Linked DNA regions of Homo sapiens: region 1 is linked to region 2. Evidence: read pairs that join two places in POLR2A ChIA-PET (ENCODE). Cell type or tissue: CD4-positive, alpha-beta T cell. All regions are shown on one strand. Each heading gives the region's core, and the rest is flanking DNA. Links, peaks and the distances in the headings are about the cores only.

What was found. ChIA-PET counts read pairs that join two places held together with the same protein. Peaks named below come from ENCODE experiments on the same cell type or tissue, not always from the same donor. Only the 100,000 strongest peaks of a DNase experiment are listed, where the experiment ranks them.
Region 1: POLR2A ChIA-PET joins it to region 2 with 6 read pairs; 3 of 35 experiments call an interaction of 5 or more read pairs at or near these places.

What each region holds. Positions count from the first base shown.
Region 1 is chrX:136,705,273-136,717,168 of GRCh38, forward strand. It overlaps ARHGEF6 (Rac/Cdc42 guanine nucleotide exchange factor 6), which reads right to left. Exons shown (of 22, transcript NM_004840.3): 7 at 8,004-8,098; 8 at 3,403-3,498; 9 at 1,636-1,758. Among named protein-coding and RNA genes, the nearest start is that of CD40LG, 63 kb to the left of the region's middle. In CD4-positive, alpha-beta T cell, for the core only: no CTCF peak of the experiment used is centred there; DNase peaks (open chromatin) are centred at 5,259 and 6,079; H3K27ac peaks cover 869 bases.
Region 2 is chrX:136,604,095-136,615,990 of GRCh38, forward strand. No RefSeq gene overlaps it. Among named protein-coding and RNA genes, the nearest start is that of LINC00892, 30 kb to the right of the region's middle. In CD4-positive, alpha-beta T cell, for the core only: a CTCF peak has its summit at 4,615 (motif pointing right); a DNase peak (open chromatin) is centred at 4,647; H3K4me3 peaks cover 562 bases.

The DNA of each region.
Region 1 (11,896 bases), core at 4,827-7,326, 100 kb after region 2:
ACAGAGCAAGACTCTGTCAAAAAAAAAAGGAAGGGAAGAGGAGGGGAGGGGAGGGAGAAAAGAAAAGGGTAACTTTCTATTGCTTAAGCCAGGTGGTAGATACACAGGTGCTCATTTTATTGTGATCCTTTAAATTTGCATTTACATTATTCTTTCTGTGGATAAAATATATGTCTTAATAAAAATATTTTTTAGAAGTCTGACAGACCTGGATTCTGGCTCAACCACTTAAGATCTATGAGTTCTTGGGCACATTACTTAACCTAAGCCTTCCAATGTCTTATCTGTAAAGCAGAGATGGTAATAATAATAACTCCCTCATAGGCTTTTACATCATGTGCCTGGCACATCGTCAGTGCTATTACTAGCTAATGTTAGCTATAAGCAGTTGAGCCACTTGCCTAAAAATGCCAGGTTCATGACCTCTCTTTCTTTAAACTCCAATTTCCATATTTGCTATTCCATAAGAGTTCAAAATTTATCAGAGGAATAAAATTGACCTTCAAGCAGGACTTACTGCGTTCAACCTTTAAAATGTCCTTACATAACATCTTTGTAAAGCCAATAAATATTGCACCTTAATAAACCAGGACAAGAACCAAAATTTCTGTCATTTCTGGAGGCTCGTGTCAACTAATGTTCTAGCCTAGCTCTGGGAGCTCAAATCTAGGTCAGATTAAGAGAATATTATTTTCAGTCTTGAACAGCTTCCAGAATCCATGTCCATTCTGCATCTTAGTCTCCAAGTTAAGTCAAGAGTCTCTATATGTTGGACTTGCTTTTGTCCCACCTGGATTTCCAGCATATGACTTCAAAGGTAAAATTCTGTCACTAAGCCTGTCCTACAGTTTTCTGGCCCAGATGAATGTGTCAGTGAATGTGTCAGGGGTGGGTAGTCAGAAGCTAAGGATGGCAGGAGAGGTGTAACACTTATCTAGGTCCCTTGCAAGGACTCGTATTCTTAAAGGAGACACTATTCTATTGTTCATCATGAATCGGAAGCAACTTATATTCATGTATAATTATTATCAGAGCCCTTTGCTTAAAGTATCTGTCACACAGCTCACACCTGCTTTGTAGCTACATCATTGCCTAAAACTTTCTCTACGCAGACTAGGGAAGGCAAAAAGAGATGAAGCTACACAGTTTAGCTATGTGTCAGCAACTCAGAAAAAACATTCATTGGGGTAGGGGAAAGCTAAATGATAGGCTCGAAATAGAATTTTGCTTCAGGAAAGCCCTCCCTGACCCTTTCTTCACATCCCACTAAGTTGATATCATGTTAATGTTATCTCACAGAACCCTTTTAATTTACTGTTTCATAATATGACACGTTTACAACATTTAATTTAATATCTGCATTTCCCTCAAGATTCTGTGCTCAATGAGGGGAAGGACCTCCTCCTCCTTGTTCATTCCTGTATCCCCATCAGCTGGTACAGGGCCTTGCACATAGTAGGTGCTCAAGAATTTATTCATTGGATTAATGGACAATCAATCCATGTAACAATGAATCAATTCCTGGCATCATGAACAGGGATAATCAAGAGTCCAACTGAAGACCTTGGATTTCCAAATGACGTGGTCCTAAGAAAGGATCTCATTGCAAAAGTTGGGGAAATGTTAACTATTTACCTGTGCTGAGTGAGCACATTTACAGCTGAAGGATGGTTTGCACAGTAAGCCAGATACATAGATTTAAAATGAGGCATGAGACTCAGTAGACAACCTCCTACTTTGTGCTGGTTTTCTGGAAACCTGTAAACAAAATGGACAAAACACAGAATGTAAAATAGGAAACAGGAGGCAAAGGAAGATTATTCCAATTAAACCTGGCAGCATGAAAGCCTTCTGAATATTTTGCCAAGGTTAAAAGAGAAACTATATTATAACCATTTTACCCATGAAACTCAAATTCTTGCCCACTGCTTTAAACTCTAGCCACCAAACACAGTTGTAATACATAGGGTCAGATACTTACTTGGAATTAGTAGGTATGGTTGCTTGTTTGTTTTTAAGATGATTATTTTCAAATTTAGCTGGGTACACTAAAAATATTCTTGGTTAATTTATCTAAAGTTTGAGTACAGACAAAACTAATCAAATCCAAAAATGACATACCACAAAAGAATATTATGTAATCTTGGAGGCCTGGTGTTTGCTACGCAGGGTGGCCTCAAAAGTTTTTAAATTAATGTTTTAAATTATAAGCCACCTGTCTTCATTTGTAGAAAAATCAGAAAAGTGTAATAAGAAAAATGAATTTCTCAGACTCCCACCATTTGGAGATACTGACTCTAAAAATGTTGACATGTTTCTTGGGCTTTTTTCTACATGTTTCTCTATAAAATGGAAAACATAAGGATTATGAATCTAGTTTGTAATCTGCCCTTCTCGCTTAGTGAACATCTTTGCATATCAATAATCTAGATCCCTCTTGGCCCCTCAAGTCCCTTTAGTGTGGGCCCTCTCCATCGTTCTTCCTGGACAACCACCTGTGTCCTATTAAGCTTAAATAACAGGTAATCACCTCAATTTCCCTAGAGAGATGAAAGCTGCCAACTTCTTTAAGATACGCTGCTTGAAAAATTAGTCTTTCTATAGAGACATATTGCCTGATGATCATTATAGTTCACTGTAGTATGAAGTTAAACATCTGGACAATCTAGCTAGCCATCAAAAATGTGTTGGTTCACATAAAGATATACTTTTCCTTCCCCCACTTTCTGTGTGTTTCAACTCTTAATATAATAGACATAGTATCAGGAGCAATTCAAAGACACCAAATCTGTGAAACTGAATGAATCATTTGAATGACTTTTCCAAGTAATTTGCAATGTACAAAAGAAAATATGTAATCAGTGCCAGAGGTGTCATTCATGGTCAATTAAGACCTCATGTGTCTCCAGGGAGGGGACCATCACACACTGGGGCCTGTCGGGGAGTGGGGTGAAAGGGGAGGGAGAGCATTAGGACAAATACCTAATGCATGCAGGGCTTAAATCCTGGATGACGGGTTGATAGGTGCAGCAAACCACCATGGCGCATGTATACCTATGTAACAAACCTGCACGTTCAGCACATTTATCCCAGAACTTTAAGGAACATTAAAAAAAAAAAAAAGACCTTATGTGTCTCTTATACTGACCAGAAACAGCAAACTGATGTATTTTTTAAATAAAGTCAAAAGTAATTTACAAGATATAGACTTCTAATATACAACTAGTGGTTTGACACTGTGAACACTGCCACCTAGTACACTGTCTATGTATTGCTACTTTGTTCAGAGCTGTAACAAATACTTAACTATGAAGTGTCCTTATCAAAGGCAACAGGTAAAAGGAAAACAAAACACAAACAGCAATGTTGCTGGCTATCCTATCAGAAATATGCCACACTTACTTTGAACATTCTTCCAAGGCTTGGCAGAGTGTCTGTTGAAATGTGCATACTTCCTCGAAGTTTCCCAGTAAAGATGTAACCTCCACAGTACTCAGACTGAAAAAAAAATACAGTACATGTAGTTATCTATTGTAGTCTAGTTGGCTAATAGTTTGCTAATATATGGTAAATAAAAGGGAGGTAATACCTATATTTTAACTTTTGCTTTTTAATTTATAACAACTCTATTGTCTTAGGCAGCTTCTTAAGCTTCTCCCCTTGATTTTCTTTTATATAATAAGAATAATGATCCTAAAGAAATGGAGTGGTCGTAAGGGACAATTAGGTATTTTATAAAGCAACAGGTAAATTAAAACAAGTGCTTAATACTGAAGTATACAAATAGATAAAAATACATCATAGCTGTGAATAAGTGTAAAAAACTCTTGAGTACCTTCCTCTGGATGAACTGGAACAGTAATTGAAAGATATTATATATGCTCATATAATACACAAGAAAAAATAGCAAAATCAACTTTCTCCTAAACTAAAATGCTCATACATCAATTAAAGGAAATCTTTATGAGATGAAGTAGGAGGAAAAAAATAGTATTGATTTGTTTGTTTCTGGAGTAGAGTGAAGTCAAATAAAGGCAAACTGAACCACTTTATCCAGGGCCTCTGTATGAAGAATGTTCTTATCCATTCCTCCCCTACCAAACAGTAAGTGATAATAATAACAAGAGTCAACACTCATAGAGCACTGAACACTTACACAAGCATTTTACAATTAAAACCTTATTTTAACCTTACAATAACTCTTTAAGGTAGGTATTATGCCAGTGCTGTTTCCATTTTACAGGTGGGGAAACCCAGGCATAGAGAGGTTAAGCAAATCATCCAAAGGTACAAAGCCAGGAAATGCCAAAGACAGAAATTGAACCAAAACATTCTAGCTGCAGAGTCCATGCTCTTAACCACTTTTTGGGAGAAAACGTTTCTGAAGATTTGTTTAAAAAGCCAAGGTTGGGCTGGGCGTGGTGGTTCATGCCTGTAATCCCAGCACTCTGGGAGGCCGAGGCGGGTGGATCACTTGAACCCAGGAGTTCAAAACCAGCCTGGCCGACATGGTGAAACCCCGTCTGTACTAAAAATACAAAGAATTAGCCGAGTGTGGTGGCAGTCGCCTGTAATTCCAGCTACTCGGGAGGCTGAGGCAGAAGAATTGCTTGAACCTGGGAGGCGGAAGTTGCAGTGAGCTGAGATCGTGCCACTGCACTCCAGGCTGGGTGATGGAGTAAGACTCTGTCAAAAAATAAAAAAGCCCATGTCTGCCACATGTTCTTCTCCTTAAGTGTATAGTAACACTAGGCCGGGTGTGGTGGCTCACGCCTGAAATCCCAGCACTTTGGGAGGCTAAGGCAGGCAGATCACTTGAGGTCAGCAGTTCAAGACCAGCCTGGCCAACATGGCGAAATCCCATCGCTACTAAAAATACAAAATTGCCATGCGTGGTGGCACATGCCTGTAGTCTCAGCTACTCAGGAGGCTGAGGCAGGAGAATCGCTTGAACCTGGGAAGCAGAGGTTGCAGTGAGCCGAGATCTCACCACTGCACTCCAGCCTGGGGGTGGAGTGTATTGTATATGCTATATAATATATATATTATATATTATACATATATATATATATATATATATAGAATACCAGGGGAGTATTCCCAAGAGAATATTTTTTTGCTGACTAAGAAAGAAAGGGAAGAAGACCAAAACAAACATTACCAGTAACTCTGAGAGAATAAAAAACTGCCAGTTCCTCTGCTGTAATGCCATCCTGAATCACAAGCTGGAAAACCCCTATTCTAAAGTGAAACCTTTAGCCAACCAACTTCCCTGGTTGTTGCTCTCTCAGAGCAGTGAGAACTTAAGTTGGGGCCTTACCTGAACTTGACTGGGGGCTTATCTGGCCCCTTCACGATCAGATAATAGTCAGTCTGGTTTGCTCAAATCACTTTGGGGCCGACAAGATAGTGAGAAGTAATGGAAACTTACTATCACTGCATTCTGAATTCATTTAGGAACAGTACAGGTCTGACTCAGGTCTCTCACCTCCTTGGCCCTGACTCTTTTCCAAGGAACTCAAACAAACCAGTAAGAAAAAAAAACAAATAATCCCATCAAAAAGCAGGCAAATGACATGAACACACACTTCTTAAAAGAAGACTTACAAATGGCCAACCAACATATGAAGAAATGCTCAGTATCACTAATCATCAGAGAAATGCAAATTAAAACCATGAGATACCACCTCCGCCCAGCCAGAATGGCCATTATTAAAAAGTAAAAAATAATAGATGTTGGTGTGGATGTGGTGAAAAGGGAACACTTACACACTGCTGGTGGGAATGTTAGTACATTAGTACTAACATTAGTACAGCCTCTTTGGAAAGCACTACAGAGTTTTCTCAAAGCTAAAAGTAGATCTACCATTCCATCCAGCAATCTCACTACTGAGTATTTAGCCAAAGGAAAAGAACTCATTAAATCCTCTTATTGTTTCTTGATCACTAATCAGTCCCTCTCCTTCATTTAAAATCTTACCGTCTCCCCTCCCAGAGTTACCACTTCAGTTTCCATCTCCTCTGCCTGTCACTTCCAGAAAACAGAAAGCATGTTTCACTTGGCAGCAGGGGGCACAGTGGCTCCAGCCTGGCCATGTACTGGCTGTGGGATGGGCAAGGCAGTAAACCTGTCTGGACTTCAGCTTCTTCTCTATTTAATAGAGATAGTCATTTCTCCCAGGATACTAGACCCAATGATTTACAGATTTACTTCAGCTCTAAGAAATATGATTCACAGAACACTTCATATTTCACATGATAATAACAAAAAATACTTTGTTTTTTGTTTTGTTTTGTTTTGTTTTTTTGAGATGGAGTCTCACTCTGTCCCCCAGGCTGGAGTACAGTGGCATGAACTTGGCGCACTGCAACCTCCGCCTACCGAGTTCAAGCGATTCTCCTGCCTCAGCCTCTTAAGTAGCTGGGACTACAGGTGCGCACCACCAAGCCGAGCTAATTTGTATTTTTAGTAGAGATGGGGTTTCGCCATGTTGCCCAGATTGGTCTTGAACTCCTGGCCTCAAGTGATCCACCCGCCTCGGCCTCCCACAGTGCTGGGATTACAGGCGTCAGCCAACGTGCCCAGCCAGCCACTGCACCTGGCCCAAAAAACACTTTGTTGTTGATCATGTTTAAACTCTTACAACACAGGAATAGAAAATTTTTTCATACTGAAGTAGATTTCCATAGTGCCAGGAGAATAAACAAGTGGGAAATTTAGCAAGAACAAAGGCATTATAACTAAACAAGTATAATTTGGAAAAGGGGAGAATTTTTCTCACAATATTTTTTCTTTTCTTTTTCTTTTGTTTGCTTGGTTTTGTTGTTGTTGTTGTTGTTTGTTTGTTTGTTTTCACATGGAGTCTTGCTCTGTCTCCCAAGCTGGAATGCAGTGATGTGATTTTGGCTCACTGCAGCCTCCGCCTCCCAGGCTCAAGCGATTCTCCTGCCTCAGCCTCCCAAGTAGTTGGGATTACAGGCTTGCACTACCACGCCCGGCTAATTTGCTTTTGTATTTTTAGTAGAAACAAGGTTTCACCATGTTGGCCAGGCTGGTCTTGGACTCCTGACCTCAAGCGATCTGCCCGCCTCAGCCTCCCAAAGTGCTGGGATTACAGGCTTTTCAGCCATCACACCCGGCCAAATTTCTCAAATATATTAACTTATTTAAGTTTGAAGCTGATAGTTTAGACAACTGTTTAGCAATAGTAAACTCTTTCCAAGGTAAAAAGAGAGGGGTTTTTTCTGCATTATATGGGCTGACTGGTAAATTTTCTATATGATCATGATCTCTAGTGAAATTTAATTAATTAAAATAAAAACAAATAAATGCAGTTCACCACTATTTGTTAAATATGCTGTGCCTACAAGGATAAAAAAAAAATGGTCACTACTTTTCTTTCATGAAAACTAAAGCTTTCAATTCTTTCAATTCAGGCTTTACACAATCACTTCAGATTTCTAAGACCAGAGTAAGGTTTGAACATTTTGTCTTTAAAAACACTTTAGCATCTCTTTATCATTCACATTTGCCTGGGTGAAATAATGGCTTGAATAGCTCTTACAAGCATTCACAAAATGCCATACTCTTTCCATTCTCAGAGCATGGGAAAGAAGTTCTGCCCTGGCAAACAAAGGTCAGAGTGAGCATGAGAATTTCCAGTTTATGTGCTTTCTGAATAAAAGCACCAGGGACTTCTTTTCCTGTAAGGTAAAACCAAGCACATCACTTTTTTTTTTTTTAATGTACAAGATAAAAATTGTGACAGGAAGAAACACAGATCTGCTCATTCCTTTCACAGCCAGAAGAGAAAGAAAGCCAAGCTCTCCAAAAGCAATATCTTGCATAATTTCTGTTGCCCTGACCATGTTCTTGGCAACCTGTGATCTGTGGAAATTCTTCTAAAGGGCAAAATCAATTATTCAGTGACATAAGAATAATGATTCCATATGTTGACATTATGTTGCTTTACTTAGTGAGGGATTTAAAATAAACATCTTACTTGTTATTGGACTGCAGGGGTCTTAAGTAAGTAACAAGAAGAGACTGAAGTTCTTTAGCATATTCTTTTTCAGTGTCCAGGATGTTCTGTAACACCTATGGAAAAAAAAGTCAATGTATTATAATCATCACGATAGTCTAAGGCAAAATGTAGCTTTGATCTTTTAACCAAATTACTAGGAAGAAAAAAGGTCCTATTTACTCAGGCTACCATTGCAAGCAAGGAACACAAAATCTGAATGCATTTTCTTTCAATCTAGCAAACTACTTTAATTATTGCATGACAACTGGTTATATTGCACAATTCATATGAATACAATTTTTCAGTTGCCCATAACTGAAGGGGCCTTGCGATTTACACAGTACTGCTTGGTTATTTATTTCTTGTAGAGACAGGATCTCTCTATGTTGCCCAGGGTGGTCTCAAACTCCTGGTCTGGAGCAATCCTCTTGCTTCAGCCTTCCAAAGTGCTGGGATTACAGATGTGAGACCACATCAAACCCCACAGTACTGTTTAAAATGTTTTCATGTGCTGTAAATGATTTTATCCTCAGGAAGTTCTCAGTTAGTTAACAAAGAATCATTATTCCTCTTTTATGGAGGAGAAAATTGAGGCCAGCTACCTTAGACATAGAGACTTAATGTCAGTATAATTTAAGGATCACTGTGATAACAAACATCACAAGAGATTTTTGTTTAAGTTATGTTTGTGATAAGACCTTTGGGGAACAAAATCTGAGGATACAGTGAATTTTTAAGCAGAGTTAAAACTAGTCTTTTCTTAAAGGCAAAAGGTGCTACCATAAACAATTCAAAGAACAAAGTAGGCTGAAGTGTGAGGAATTTAACAAGAGAAATAAAAATTATCATTATTATTATTAATGTAATTAGAATCCTATAGGCAAAACAACCAATATGGGGGATCACAATTTCTCTTCCCCTACCAGTTCTAGGGTCATGTCACAACCCATTTCCAAGCCTCTTCTAGTGACAGGTAAAACCTTCATTTAATACCTAATGTAAATGACGGGTTGATGGGTGCAGTGGGCCAGCATGGCACATGTATACCTATGGAACGAGCCTGCACATTGTGCACATGTACCCTAGAACTTAAAGTATAATAATAATTTTAAAAACCTTCATTTAAGCTCTTAGGGACAACCCAGTTAACATTCTGGTATATTTTCTTTCATATATTCTAATTCATTCAACAAAATCGACTGAGTGCCTATTCTGCCAACTGCCGTGCTGCCCACAGGGAGTTTATACTGTATTTGCAGAGACATTAAACAGAGAGTTACAAGACAGAGTGAAGTGTCCTTAACTAGGAGAAGTGTATTAGCCTACCAATATGCCAGCCATATACTCACAAGACAATGCATGATGATCTGCTTTTGAAAGGTGGAATGGTCAAAACAAGTGGAGATCCTGGTAACCGTGGGTTCTCTGGGAAACCACTGGAGTGCAGGGTGGTAGTCCTGACTCTGCTGCTGACTGAGAGGTTGCTTCAGTTTAAAACTTTGCTTACATCATCTCAGATTATGATATTGCACCTACCTGGGGGACCATTATGAAGATGTAGTGACACACTGTACAGATAGGTGCTGGGTAAGTGGGAAACAGACCTACCAATTTAAAGGGTTAAAAAAGGGTTTCTCAATAGCAACATTATTAACCTTTCAAACCAGATAAGTCTTTGTTGTGATGGAATGCCCATATCATTGCCATGACATTGCCAAATGTCACCTGAAAGGCAATATTGCCCCCAGTTGAGAATCACTGGCTTAGAAGAACACAGGATGGCTTCAAAAGCTCGGGCTTAAATTGTAACCCCTATACCCAGCCACTCATGTCTACTTTCAGTTCCTCTATTCCTCAGAAACTACCCTCTAAAAGTGTAAATGCAGGGTTCTGGAGGTATTGATGTTCTCGGAAATTAACCCAGTAATGGAATAGAAATATTCCCCTCTATAGAAAGTCCAAGCGCGAGAATGGAAATTAGAAACTACTTTGAGATGAATGAAAATGAAAACACAACATACAAAAACTCATGGGGTGCAGTTAAACAGTGCTTAAAGAAAACTATATACTTATAAATGCCTATTTTAAAAAAGAAAAAAAAGACTTTCATTTTTCAGTCTGACATGTAAGGAGCTTAGAAGTCATTACTCCATCCTAACAGGAAGGAAATAGCTAAACAAACTGAAATAAACCATCGTTTTCTCTTAAATCTGTCAGAAAAGAGAGGTCACAGGGAAAACTGCTACTCCAAAAATTGGAGAAACAGGCAGATAAAGAGAATCACAAATTACCAGAGCAGAAGTCCACAAGCAGAAGCCTCCACAGGAACCAGCACTAGGGCAGAAAAACCTACACTGTAATTGACAAACTTCTGGGGGCTCTGTACAGGCAAGTCTGAGAGTTAGGAACTCCAGGGGCCCAATATTAGGACAGCACACTCACACTTTTGTGAGTTTAAGCTCCAGTTTCTCTCAGTGAAGATTAGAGGAAAATACCCTCATGCTTCAGGCAGAGGGAGGGAAAAAGTTGCCTTTTTGAATATGCCAGAGCACTCTATTCTTCTTAACAAGGTCTGCCCTCAGGAGAAACTATTTTACCAGAGCATAACCTATTTTTTGTTTGTTTGTTTGCTTTGTTTGTTTGTTTCTGTTTTTGTTTTTTGAGACGCAGTTTCGCTTTTGTTGCCCAAGCTGGAGTGCAATGGCACAATCTCGGCTCACTACAACCTCCACCTCCTGGGTTCAAGCCATTCTCCTGCCTCAGCCTCCCTAGTAGCTGGGATTACAGGCATGCGCCATCACGCCCAGCTAATTTTGTATTTTTAGTAGAGATGGGGGTTTCACCATGTTGGTCAAGCTGGTTTCGAGCTCCTGACCTCAGGTGATCCGCCTGCCTTGGCCTCCCAAAGTGCTGGGATTACAGGCGTGAGCCACTGCGCCCGGCCTGAGCATAACCTATTGAATTTTTATCAGATGCTAACTGTTATGGGGGAAGGTCAATAAGCAACTCCAGCCAGCTCTAGCCTTCCACATGGGGGAAGGAAGATAACCCAACTCCAGCCCTTTCTAGCCATCCTGTCCCACCTAAGCGGGAGAACTAGGAAGCACGGGTGAAGTTCACAGTCCAGGGACACAAGCTCATTAAAAACTGAGACCTAATCTGGAAACATAGAATGTTTCCCCTCCTTCTACACCTTACCACCACATTACTAAAGGATTATTTACCACAGTTCCTTTACCCAGTACATCATGTCAGGCTTCCAACAACAATTTACAAGGCATATTAAAAGGCAAAAAATACAGTATGAAGAGACAAAGCAAGCATCAGAACTTAAGTCAGGTAACACAGGAATGTTAGAATTATCAGACCAGTGTTTTTAAGTAACTGTGATTAATATACTAAGGACTCTAACAGAAAAAGTAGACAACGTGCAAGAATAGATGGATATTATAAGCAGAGAAACAGACATTCTAAGAAAGAATCAAAAAGCAATGCTAGAGATTAAAAACACTGTAACAGAAATGAAGAATGCCTGCACATGATGGACTCAATAGTGATCTGGGCATGGCTGAGGAAAGAATCTTTGAGCTTGAGAATATGTCAATAGAAACTGCTACAACCAAAAAGCAAAGAGGAAAAAGACTGGGGGTAAAAATAGAAGAGAATATGAAAGAACTGTGGGACAACTACAAAAGGTGCAACATTCATGTAATGTGGAAATATCAGGAGAGGAAAGAGAAAATAATAGAAGAAATATTTGAAACAATAGTGGTTGAGAATTTACTCAAAATTAGTCAGACACCAAATCACAGATCCAGGAAGCTCAGAGACCAAGTAGGATAAATGCAAAAGAAAATTCTAATCATGTGATA
Region 2 (11,896 bases), core at 3,492-5,991:
AAAGCAGCTGTCAGATTTAATCTTGTAACAGTTTATTGACTCGAAACACCTTAAATAATGGTTTGGGGATCTGTACTGTAGCAAGAATCTTCATTTCTTATTTTGGATTCAATATTACAACATCAGCCTTCTACCTTAAGGAAATGTAGAAACCGAATGCTTTTCAAAATGTTTCATAACCTTTCTAAAATTGCAGCACTTTATTAAAATGGCATTTAAACTGTTTTTAAAATGTACCTTGGATTCTTGATAACACTATTATTTTGATAACACATTGATTTATTTTCCTATCTGTATAGGAAATGCTGTGGGTTTTTTTCCACAAATTTTTCCAAAAGACTTATGGCAGGCCATCTTTATCTCTCCAGTGCAGTGACTCAATCATCATTTCAACTTTTTCATCTTTTCTTTTAAAATGCTTATTGAATCAGGGAAAAAATTGAGCACCTAACTCTTCTGTACAAGTGGCAACTCCATTTATCTCCTCAAAAAAACAAAAATGAAGTGGAGAAAAAGTAATTATCTTTGGAAGACAATCAGTACTCACTGTTGACTGCCAATCTAGAATACCTCACCTCAACTTGGTCTCAACAGCCTTGGGGGAGGAAAGGCAAAAAGGCACTCAAATTATCAGAACTAATTGCCTCCTATTTGGCCTTGATTTTGCCTTCATTTATGCATTTAGTCATCTGCTCACTCACTAAATGTGCCCCTCTTATGTGCCAGGCACTGACTGTTCAGGCACTAAGGAGATAACAATGCACTAGACAAAGATCTCTGCCCTCAAAGAGCTTATGCACACTGTGTATTGGGAAAAACTGACATCATTCAATGAAAACACAGAGAGTAAAAGCATTAAAAAACTTTAAAGTGATCCCAGAGTGGTTCAACATCCTTAATGGATTGATGAAATCTCTGGGACCTAGAGGACCTAAAGTCATACAGCTGGTCCATGGGGCTGGATACAGAACCTATATCTCCCAAATAATCATTGCTAATGTTTACTAAGTGCACTGTGCTTTACATGTATAGGTTGAACCATACAAAATTGCTGTAATTTGATTGGTTTTCACCTACAGAAATGAGAAATTCAGAAAGTTCAGCCTATTTTTATCACATTAAATGCTCACAATTCTTTAAAGTCAATAATACATTATCTCCAATTGACATGTGGAGAAAATTAGGCAGAGAGAGGTTAAGTGACATATCCATTTGATATGACTGGGTTTTGAACTTGGATCTTTTTGATGCTAGGGCCAGAGCTTTTGGCTCTATACTATGCTGCCTCCTGAGTTAGTGGCTGTTAATTTCCACTGTGCTGTCTCTCACCCCAGGAATCATACAATCAGTGAAACATTTAAAAGCAGAAATCTGAAGAAGAGCAAATGAGTGTCCATATAATGGATTTCATTAGAACAGAGCAAAGCCATTGATTTCATCTTCCAAATGGAAATCTCCAAAAAGAGACTGGTGTTTCTGGTAAGAAGTACATCAAAGGCCTTTGTCCTAGGTGAAGGAGGGGTAATGAGAAATCAAAATCATCATGATGGAAATTTGAACTCCTTCGATGGTCTGGAGCACCACCTTCTTTCTGTTCAGGATTATTTGTTTAGTTTGCTTCATGACAATAGAAAAGCCTCTCCCCTTATGAATCTCAAAGAGAACGCTGAATGACATGAGGGCAACCGTCAAAATCCTTAGGTTTGCTTGGGTTCTGGTGTAGAGGCAAAATTTAGTTGCTTACCAGTAATTTTTTTTTAGAACTAAGCATGTCTAATTGGTTCTTTTCAAATTTACCAATCAGATGAATCACTTTACTTCCCCAGGGGGCCAAAGAAGAGAAGAACTTACTATTAATTCCTGGGGGAAAAAAATGCACTGACAAATATTTCAAATCCATATCATGCCTGTTAACAGACAAGTTATTGGGGTAGGAGTCATGAAGAAATTAGCCAAAGACAAGAAGGCCTTCAGAAGATGTGTTTGTTGTTGATGATTTGTAATTGTTTATTTCATTGAATGAAAAGATTTTTCTTTCTTCGACACAAATCTGTATAGCCTGTCCCCGTTCTGCACACCCTACCCAGCCTGCCCTGTCAAGCAACTAGCAAAACTCAAAAACGAGCCCCAGGCCTCACTCAGATTGACCTGCAGTGTCCCCTGAAGTACAGGCATTATAATGAACATAATGATGGCAGTTAAGGGAAGAGTGTGGCTTGTTCCATTCCTTTTGATTAGACATAAAACAGAAACATATGTTTTTACTACCCTTCTCATCTTTGGCAGTATTTTTCTGTCATATGTTGTATAGGGACAATGTAGCTTCATGAACAACTTTTTCTTACAAAATGTGAGCTTGCAAAACAATGCAAATGTCTATCGATAGAGAAATGGATAAGTAAGTTACAGTGCATCCTTCAACAGATGCGTATACATCCTGTGAAAAGCAGGAAGTAGATCTGTATATATCCACATGGGAAGATCTTTGAAATATGATATTAAGTGAAAAAATGGGACACAGAACAATATGTGTATTACAATCCCATTTGCGTTAAAAAAAAAGGAAAGAAAACTAAAGATACATATATATGAGCAAATAAAGTCTATAAGAAAACACAAGAAGCTATTGATAGGCCAGGTGTGGTGGCTCACGCCAGTAATCCCAACACTTTGGGAGGCCCAGGCGGGCAGATCCCTCGAGCTTAGGAGTTCGAGACCAGTCTGAGCAACATGGCAAAAACCCATCTCTACAAAATACAAAAAAAAAGAAGAAGAAGTATTGACAGTGGGTGTGACTTCTGGGTGGCGTAAGGGGACAGAGGTGTTTTCATTTGGTCCTGTACTGTTTGAGGAGGTGTGTTTGAGGAGGTGTTTTGTTTGTTTGTTGTTTGTTCAGGATTTTGTTTTGTTTTGTTTTGTTTTGTTTTGTTTTGCAATGACTATGATACTTTTGTAAATTTAAAAGACATTTTAAAGAGTTAATGATAAAATCTGTATTTATAATAATATGCAAGTGGAAAAAAGAGAAAGAGAGCTGAAGTGAGCCAGAAATTTGTATTTTTAAGAAGTATCCCAGACAATTCTGATGCAGGTGCTCCAAGAATTATACATATATTTTAAATTTATATTTCACTTAAAACTTTTAACATTTTGACACGTTTCTTCTATCTCTCTGGATACATGTGGTGTGTGTGTGTGTAAATTCTGGAACACTGAAAGGTTGCAGACATTTGTCATTTGTTGACAGAAAGAGTCAAACTCTGTAAAATATTTGAAGAGATTTATTCTGAGCCAAATATGAGTGACCGTGGCCTGTGACACATCCTTCAGGAGGTCCTGAGAACATCTGCCCAGGGTGGTTGGGGAACAGCTTAGTTTTATACATTTTAGAGAGGCATGAGACATCAATCAAATATTTAAGAAATATATTGGTTTGGTCCAGGAAGGTGGGACAACTCAAAGTAGGGCAGGGGGTGGAGGGGGGCGTTCTAGGCTACAGGTGAATCTAAACATTTTCTGGTTGACAATTAATTGGTTGAGTTTGTCTAAAGACCTGGGATTCATAGAAAGGGAATGTTCAGGTTAAGGTAAAGATTGTGGAGACCAAAGTTCTTTTCAAGTCTTATAGTGGCTGCCCTTAGAGACAACAGATGACAAATGTTTCCTGTTCAGATCTTAATCTCTTTTGGATTGGGAGGATCTGGAAGAAAAATATCTAGCTATGTTAATAGAGTTTCTTTACAGATGTAAATTTTCCCCCACAAAGAATGGCTTTGCAGGGCCATTTCAAAATATGGCAAAGAAACTTGTTTCGGGGTAAAATATTTTTATTTTCTTCCTTGTCTCGTAATGTTATGCCAGAGTCAGGTTGGAAAGTCACAATATATAGGGTTAAATAAAACCCATCTGATGAGAATTTATTATTTGTAGGCCATGACTCCCCAGGCCCCTTAGATAGGAATTTGGGTAAGATTAAAAAATCAGAGTTTAGTCCTCATATTTTAACAGCACTTCAACCCTAAATACTTCAGCATGTATCTTCTAAGAACCATAAGCACAATGTCACTATCATACGAAGACATTTAACATCAAATGAGTAATGTTAAAAACAGCCAAAATTCATATTTCTCAAATTGTCTCACAATACCTTCAATAAATTGTTTACTGTGATTTTTTTTTTTTTTTTTTTGAAACTGGGTCTCCCTCTGTCACCCAGGCTGGAGTGCAGTGGCACGACCTCGGCTCACTGCAACTTCCGCCTCCTGGGTTCAAGAGATTCTCCTGCCTCAGCTTCCTGAGTAGCTGGGATTACAGGCACGAGCCACCATATCAGGCTAAATATTTTGAGTGAGTGATTGACTGTATCATATATAGTTATATAAACACATAGAAGAAGATCTGTAACCACACTGAACTAGTCATAGTGGGTACCTCTGGGGAGTGGAATTATGGAAGGAGAACTTTCACTTTTTACTTCATAGGCTTCTCTACTAGCTGAAAGTTTATAGCAAACATATCTCATCTTTGTAATTAGAAAAATACCAAAATAGGGATTATTAAAAGTAAAAGAGCTTGAAAGAGCCAAGAAGCTGCTTAGCAGAACATATCAGGCAGCAGGTGGCAGGATTGCCTCAACTTCTGCTTCCCTCTGCCAGGCTAGGGTGCACCAGAGCCCAAGTACATGCTGGCGTGGCACCGGCAGAATGCCAGGAAGAGTGGTGTGAATATGGGGCAAAGGGCTGCAATTAACATATAGCGCCGTGTGGCCCCTGGCCGTCAGTGGCTGCGGACTTACTTCACATTTGTAAAATCTTCTTTGTGGCTTCCTGCATGCTTTGATTCATGGGATTCTACGGCATTGCCCTGCCTTTGAGAACCCCAAGGAGATTCCTACAGCTAACTTCCGGACAGTCAACCAGGCATTCAAATTTACCAGTGTCAGTTGGCTCTAGAATGACCTCTGCTTCAGGTTGCTAAGAATTTCCCAGGTACTGGCTGAGGAGTTTGGGGTTATTGTTTTGAAGCCTTCATAGGTTCATGACTGTAGTCTGTGTACATCTCTATAAATGCATATTTGAAGAAGAAAAATCTAGAAAAATGTGTTCATTAGACACTTTTCCCTCACCCATTTCCTCAAGGTTCTTCTCATTCTATAACAGCTGCCCTCACCAGAGGCATTTCTAAGCAGGATGGTTTTGTCCTTGCCAACATAAGCCAATGGTTAGATGAACGATACCGTGATATGTAGACGAGGCAGAAGGCAGAAGGGCAAGGCAGTGCTCTTGCTGCCAGCCAAGTCTGACTATCTTTTGTGCCACTCTGCTTCCAGGATCTGCTGCAAAGCTCACCTTGGGTTAAGATTTTGCTGTAAGATCCCCTTCCCTGCCAAAACCTGCCACACTGAGACATGCACACGTGTGCACACACATGTTGATGCACACACACACATCTAGCTCTGGCCAGGAAGTTCATAAGAAGCCTTTGCCCCTCTTTATTTTACCCAGGCACCTCTTCCTTCACCCACTCCATGCTGCCAGCTGGCCTCAGTGCTGCTTGGCCAATGTCCATCATCCTGCTGAACTTCCACTGTTGCAACTTGCCTCCCTCTGCACTCCAAACTCCTGACTCTATACCCATTCTGCATAGGCTTCAGTCAGGGCTCCTTTGGACTCAAGGAACAGAGACCCATTCGAGCTGGTTCAACAACAAGCTGTGGGTGTTGGTGGGGCAGGAAGGTGGGGCATAGGTCATTGTAAGGAGACCAAGATCTCATGGTACTCCCAAGACAGCCACCATAGTGGGACCTGGAACAGGTAGCAAGGCAGCTACAATTTCTGGTTCTCTCTCCAGAGGCCCATGATATTTCTCTTGGTGTCTCTGCTCCTCACAGTATACCTGCTCCATTCTCCTCTTTCTACTGACTGATCTCCTCAGAACTTTTGTCCATACATGGCCCCTCACGGTTGACCGAGCTCCATGTCTGTATTATAGCCTTTCAGTTTCAGTATATTAGTCTTTCAGACTCCCAGACTCTTGGCCTTCCAATACCATACCCCCAAGAGAGAAATCCGATTTCCCAAGCTCCAGACCACAGAGGTTCTACATAGAGCATGAACCTGCCTAAAAGGGGGTCATCATCAGATCAGATGATCACCAATCCTGCTGCAATCAGACAAGACTGGGAGCGGGGGCAGTTTCTATAGACATTTAGCGTCCCAGGAGTGATGAGCAGATCCCCTATGGGTGGGCAGGGAAATTATAATCATCTCTAGTACAGTAGGCCTGGAAACTGGTCTGGTGAAAATCTAGACCCAAGGGCTCTGTCTACCTACCAGTATTTGAAAATCCTGCGTGATATTCATGTGTCCCATCTAGTCTTAGAAACTCCCAGAATTTTCAGCTCCTAAGCCCCATCAGGATGATGCCTTTCCTAGCCCCTGTTCACTGGTCCCCATTGTTTCCATTTAAGTTTCTTTGTTGAAACAATATGCAGTCTATTCATACAATGGAATATTATTCAGTCATAAAAAGGAAAGAAGTACTGATACATGCTACAGCATGGATGAACCTTGAAAATATTATGCTATGCAAAAGCAGCAAGACGTAAAATACCACATACTATATTATTTATTTTATTTATTTATTTATTTGCTTATTTATTTATTTATTTATTTATTTATTTATTGAGATGAAATTTCACTCTGTTACTCAAGCTGGAGTGCAGTGGCACAATCTCAGCTCACTGCAACCTCCACCCTTTAGGTTCAAGCGAGTCTCATGCCTCACCCTCCCAAGTAGCTGGGACTACAGGTGCATGACACTACGCCTGGCTGGCTGGCTAATTTTTGTATTTTGTGTATATATATATATATATATATTAGTAAGGACGGGGTTTCACTATGTTGGCCAGGTTGGTCTTGAACTTCTGACCTCAAGTGATCCACCCACCTCAGCCTCCCAAAGTGCTGAGATTAGAGGCATGAACCACTGTTCCTATACATATGATTTCATTTATATGAAAGTCCAGAATAGAGAAACATAAAGAGACAGGAAGAAGATTAGCAGTTGCTTAAGCTGGGAGGCTTGGCGATAGAATGAGATAGCCAGAGGATACACAGTTTCTTTTGAGGTCATGGAAATTTTCTAAAGTTGGCTGTGGTGATGATTGCACAGATCTGTGTGTATATAAAAATTCACATCTCTCAAAATTTCAGAGGCAGAACTGCAAAAAGACTTTCCTAGGACTACTGAGAAATGTTTAAGTAAAAGAAAAATATTAGACACTCTCTAGCTTCCAATAAGCTTTGCCTGGGCATAAGATAACTCATGAAATAGAAAGAGGTACAAATCCCAGCAAAAGATAGTCAAGCATCGTAGTGAAATTCCATGCCAGAGCTCACGATTCTCCCACACTAGTAGGAAGAATGACAGTGTAAGGGGATATATGCATGGATGATGGCATCAGATTTTGCCAAGGAGTTGGTGGAGCCTAACAGAGCAATTGCTTTTGCCTGCGGGAAGTATCATATTTAGGTCAAAACAGCCAGTGTTAGGCAAGGGGTGGCAGGAAGGGCATAACTATTTTGGAAGGCAGAGCATGGCTCAACTTGTTTTACTGACTGAGTGATTTTCCATGTACAGTGGTCATCCCTTATCTGCAGTTTCGCTTTCCGCGGTTTCCATTACCTGAGGTACAGTACAATAAGATATTCTGAGACAGCCAGACACGGTGGCTCATGCCTGTCATCCCAGCATTTTGGGAGGCTGAGGCGGGTGGATCTCCTGAGGTCAGGAGTTTGAAACTAGCCTGGCCAACATGGTGAAATCCCGTCTCTACTAAAAATACAAAAATTAGCCAGACGTGGTGGCACATGCCTGTAATCCCAGCTACTCGGGAGGCTGAGGCAGGAGAATAGCTGGAACCTGGGAGTCGGAGGTTGTAGTGACCCAAGATCGTGCCACTGCACTCCAGCCTGGGTGACAAAGCGAGACACCGTCAAAAAAAAAAAACAACAAGCAAACAAAAAAAGATATTCTGAGAGAGAAAGATCACATTCATATAACTTTTATTACAGTATATTGTTATAATTGTTCTATTCTCTTGTTAGTTATTGTTGTTAGTCTCTTACTATGCCTAATTTATAAATTAAACTTTATCATAGGTATGTATATATAGAAAAAAACATAGTGTATATGGTACTGTCTGCAGATTCAGGCATCCACCAGGAGTCTTGGAACGTATCCCCCATGGATAAGGCGGAGGGACACTACTGCAACAGCAGCATCTGTAGAGCTTCATTCAGGATAGCTATTATCTCATAGCATTTATAAAGGTAAGCAGAGCAGTGTTTCTACAACTAATAGCATAAAAGAAAAACAGGGAAAAGACCTGTACAGAGGGGGTGTGTCATGCAAGAAAAAAAAACTAGAGGGCAAACTTTTTCAAGAGTGACTCCCAGAAAGCCTTATTTATTTATGAGATGGAGACTCGCTCTGTCGCCCAAGCTGGAGTGCAGTGACACAATCTCGACTCACTGCAACTTCCGCCTACCAGGTTCAAGCAATTATCCTGCCTCAGCCTCCCAAGTAGCTGAGATTACAGGCGCCCACCACCATGCCTGGCTAATTTTTGTATTTTTAGTAGTGACGGGGGTTTCACCATGTTGGTCAGGCTGGTCTCAAACGCCTGACCACAGGTGATCTGCCTGCCTCGGCCTCCGAAAGTGCTAGGATTACAGGCATGAGCCCCAGCGCCTGGCAAGCCTAATTTATATTACTCAGCTCTCAGTTTAAAAGTTCGGCATGTCTGTTAGGAGTTTTCGAATTTATTCAGCCATTAAATACTTTAAAATTATAATCTATTGCGAACACACCAGCAGGTACCCATGGATAGCACATGCAGATAGCAGAAAGCAAAACATAGTTTTCACAATTAGTTGTTGCTTACAAATATGACCAGGATGTGATTCATATGCTGATTTAGTCTTTATTACAGAATTGTGTGTGTGTGTGTGTTGGGGGGCGGGGGGGGAGGGGAAGGGTCTCACTCTGTCACCCAGGCTGGAGTGCAGAGGTGCAATCTCCGCTACTGCAACCTCTGCCTCCTGGGTTCAACCAATTCTCCTGCCTCAGCCTCCAAAGTAGCTGGGATTACAGGTGTGCGCCACCATGCCCTGCTAATTTTTGTATTTTTGATAGAGACAGGGTTTCACCACGTTGGCCAGGCTGGTGTCGAACTCCTGGCCTCAAGGAATCTGCCTGCTTTGGCCTCCCAAAGTGCTGGGATTACAGGCATGAGCCACTGTGTCTGGCCAAGAATTTTTAAATAGAGAAATTAAATCAAGTTAAGTGTATCAAAACATGATGTTGAGTACCTTAAACATACACAATAAAAATTAATAATAAATCTTGCCTACTTCCATTGGGCAACTTCTTGTTGCACCTAAAAATAAGAAATTAGATCACTTTAATACTAAAAACTGCAAAATATAACAAGATAGAGCAATATATATTTACATTTTTATATGAAATATGACACAGAACACAAAACATTTACACACGAGAACAGTGAACTGTTCCTTCTCAAAAGATATCCCATAACGCCCATTTAATATTAAGAATGAAGTTCCATTATCCTTATGTCAGGTATAGTATTACGTTTATTCCTGTTTGCTTTTTCTTGTTTTACAAAGGTCTGCGTAGCAAAAGGAAGAACACAAAATGCATATTTTGCAGCATTTCCAACTCTTAGATTAGACTGCTCCCAAACTCATGAATTATTTCATAAGCTGTTGAAATAGCTGCTTCTTTCCAATTTTTAGAAAGTGGGGCTGGGATGGGCCATCCCTACTTAGAAGTATTCTGGTTTTTTGTTTGTGTGATACAGACACAGTGTGAGAGACATAAATCTCTGCTTCTGGTGTTAAAGTTCCTTCTTTCCGTCACAGGCTCATGGAGAATGAACAGATGAAAAACACACATTTAATAGACAAGACACAATGCATTATATGACAAATACATGTAACTGGAATGATAGCCACTGCCTGTCCCCTCATCTCTCTATGTCAGGGTTGCTAGGACAGAAAAATCCTCATTCAGCCTCCATTCCCAGAGATTGCAGGAGAGAGCCAGTCCTTGGAATTTGACCTGGCCTCCAAAATAAAGAAAATGCTTTCCATTTCTTCTGCTAGTTTTTGGGGTTGGTGACTCTGGGATAGGCCTACTTTTTATGCCTCTGGAATGCTCTTCTCCCTTGCCCCTTTGGGCACAGTCTGAAAGGGGAAGCAGAGCTCGAGAGGGCTAGCTGGGCAGGTTTTGTGAAGCTTTGGAAAAAATTTCTCTCCTTTCCAGTATGAATCAGACTGGACCATCCTTGATAACTAATGGGGACCCATGAGAGGTATTAATCCAGGAGAAGCAGATCATCTCCTAAGGGTATGAGCTCTCGAGTCAGGCTGCCTAGGTTCAAATCTACCATTTACTAACTGTGTGACCTTGAGCAATCTTGAGGTTACTAGCTGTGTAAGCTCCCTGAGCCTCAATTCCATCATCTGTAAAATGTTGATAAAAATAGTCCTTACATGATGGAGTCATTGTGACAATTAAATTGCTACATCTCATTGATTCTAAGGCATCACCAATTATAAGATAAACCATTATTTTATGTACCACTAAGAAAGAAAATAACAAGTTGCTCCTTAAACTCTATATGCCACTGATTTTGAGACACATCCTGGTTTCAGAAATGTTAAAACGTGGGCCAGGCGTGGTGACTCACACCTGTAATGCCAGCACTTTGGGAGGACGAGGCAGGCGGATCACTTGAGGTTAGGAGTTCGAGACCAGCCTGGCCAACATGGTGAAACTCTGTCTCTACTAATAATACAAAAATTATTTTGTGGTGTGGTGTGGTGGGTGTGGTGGTGTGTGCCTGTAATCCCAGCTACCTGGGAGGCTGAGCCATGAGAATCGCTTGAACTTGGAAGGTGGAGGTTGCCATGAGCCGAGATCGTGCCACTGCACTCCAGCCTGAGAGACAGAGTGAGACTCCGTCTCAAAAAAAAAAAGTTAAAATGTGAAATAGATGCATTTATTTCAGAATCAATGAGATACAGTAGTTAATACTGATCAAGTACTTAGAGCAGTGCCTGGCATATAGCAAGTGCTCAAAGGTTGCTATGATGCAGTGTGATTTCCCTAAAGCAAGCTTGTCCAACCCATGGCCTACAGGCCGCATGTGGCCCAGGACAGCTTTGAATGTGGCCCAACGCAAATTCATAAACTTTCTTAAAACATTATGAGATTTTGTTTCATAATTTTTTTAAAAGTTTATCAGCTATCGTTAGTGTTAGTGTATTTTATGTATGGCCCAAGACAACTTTTCTTCCTCCAATGTGGAAGATGGGACACTCCTGCCCTAAAGGAAGGTAGTAATTCCCACCTTGAAAATGGAGGCCTTATTGAGAAGGAGGGCCCCACAGCCTTCAACAGGGGAGAGCAAGGCTAGGAACTGGGCATGCTCACAAAGGACCTTGGTGTAAGGATAAATTCTTTCATGTTTTTCTGTTGCACAACACAAAGGCAAAAGCCATTTTGCACGTACAGTGTTGCACCCTTCCCTCCCTCATTGTAATTCTCTTAGTTACCCTTACTCCCAACCCTTCGGTACAGTCCAGTGCTCCTACAGAACTCTGTGGCGGGCTTGTGGGGATTACTAGAGTGAGCAGTAAGGGAAGAAGGTCCTGCACCACATGTGATGTGGGGCTGAGGTCTAGGCAGGGGAGTGGCAGCACATCAGGAAAGGCCACCGTTCAGGAGATCCATGTGGTGACAAGCACAGCTCAGAGGTGAGCAGTGGCCTGCAAGGAAAAATCACTGTGAGTGGCCTGGAGGGATC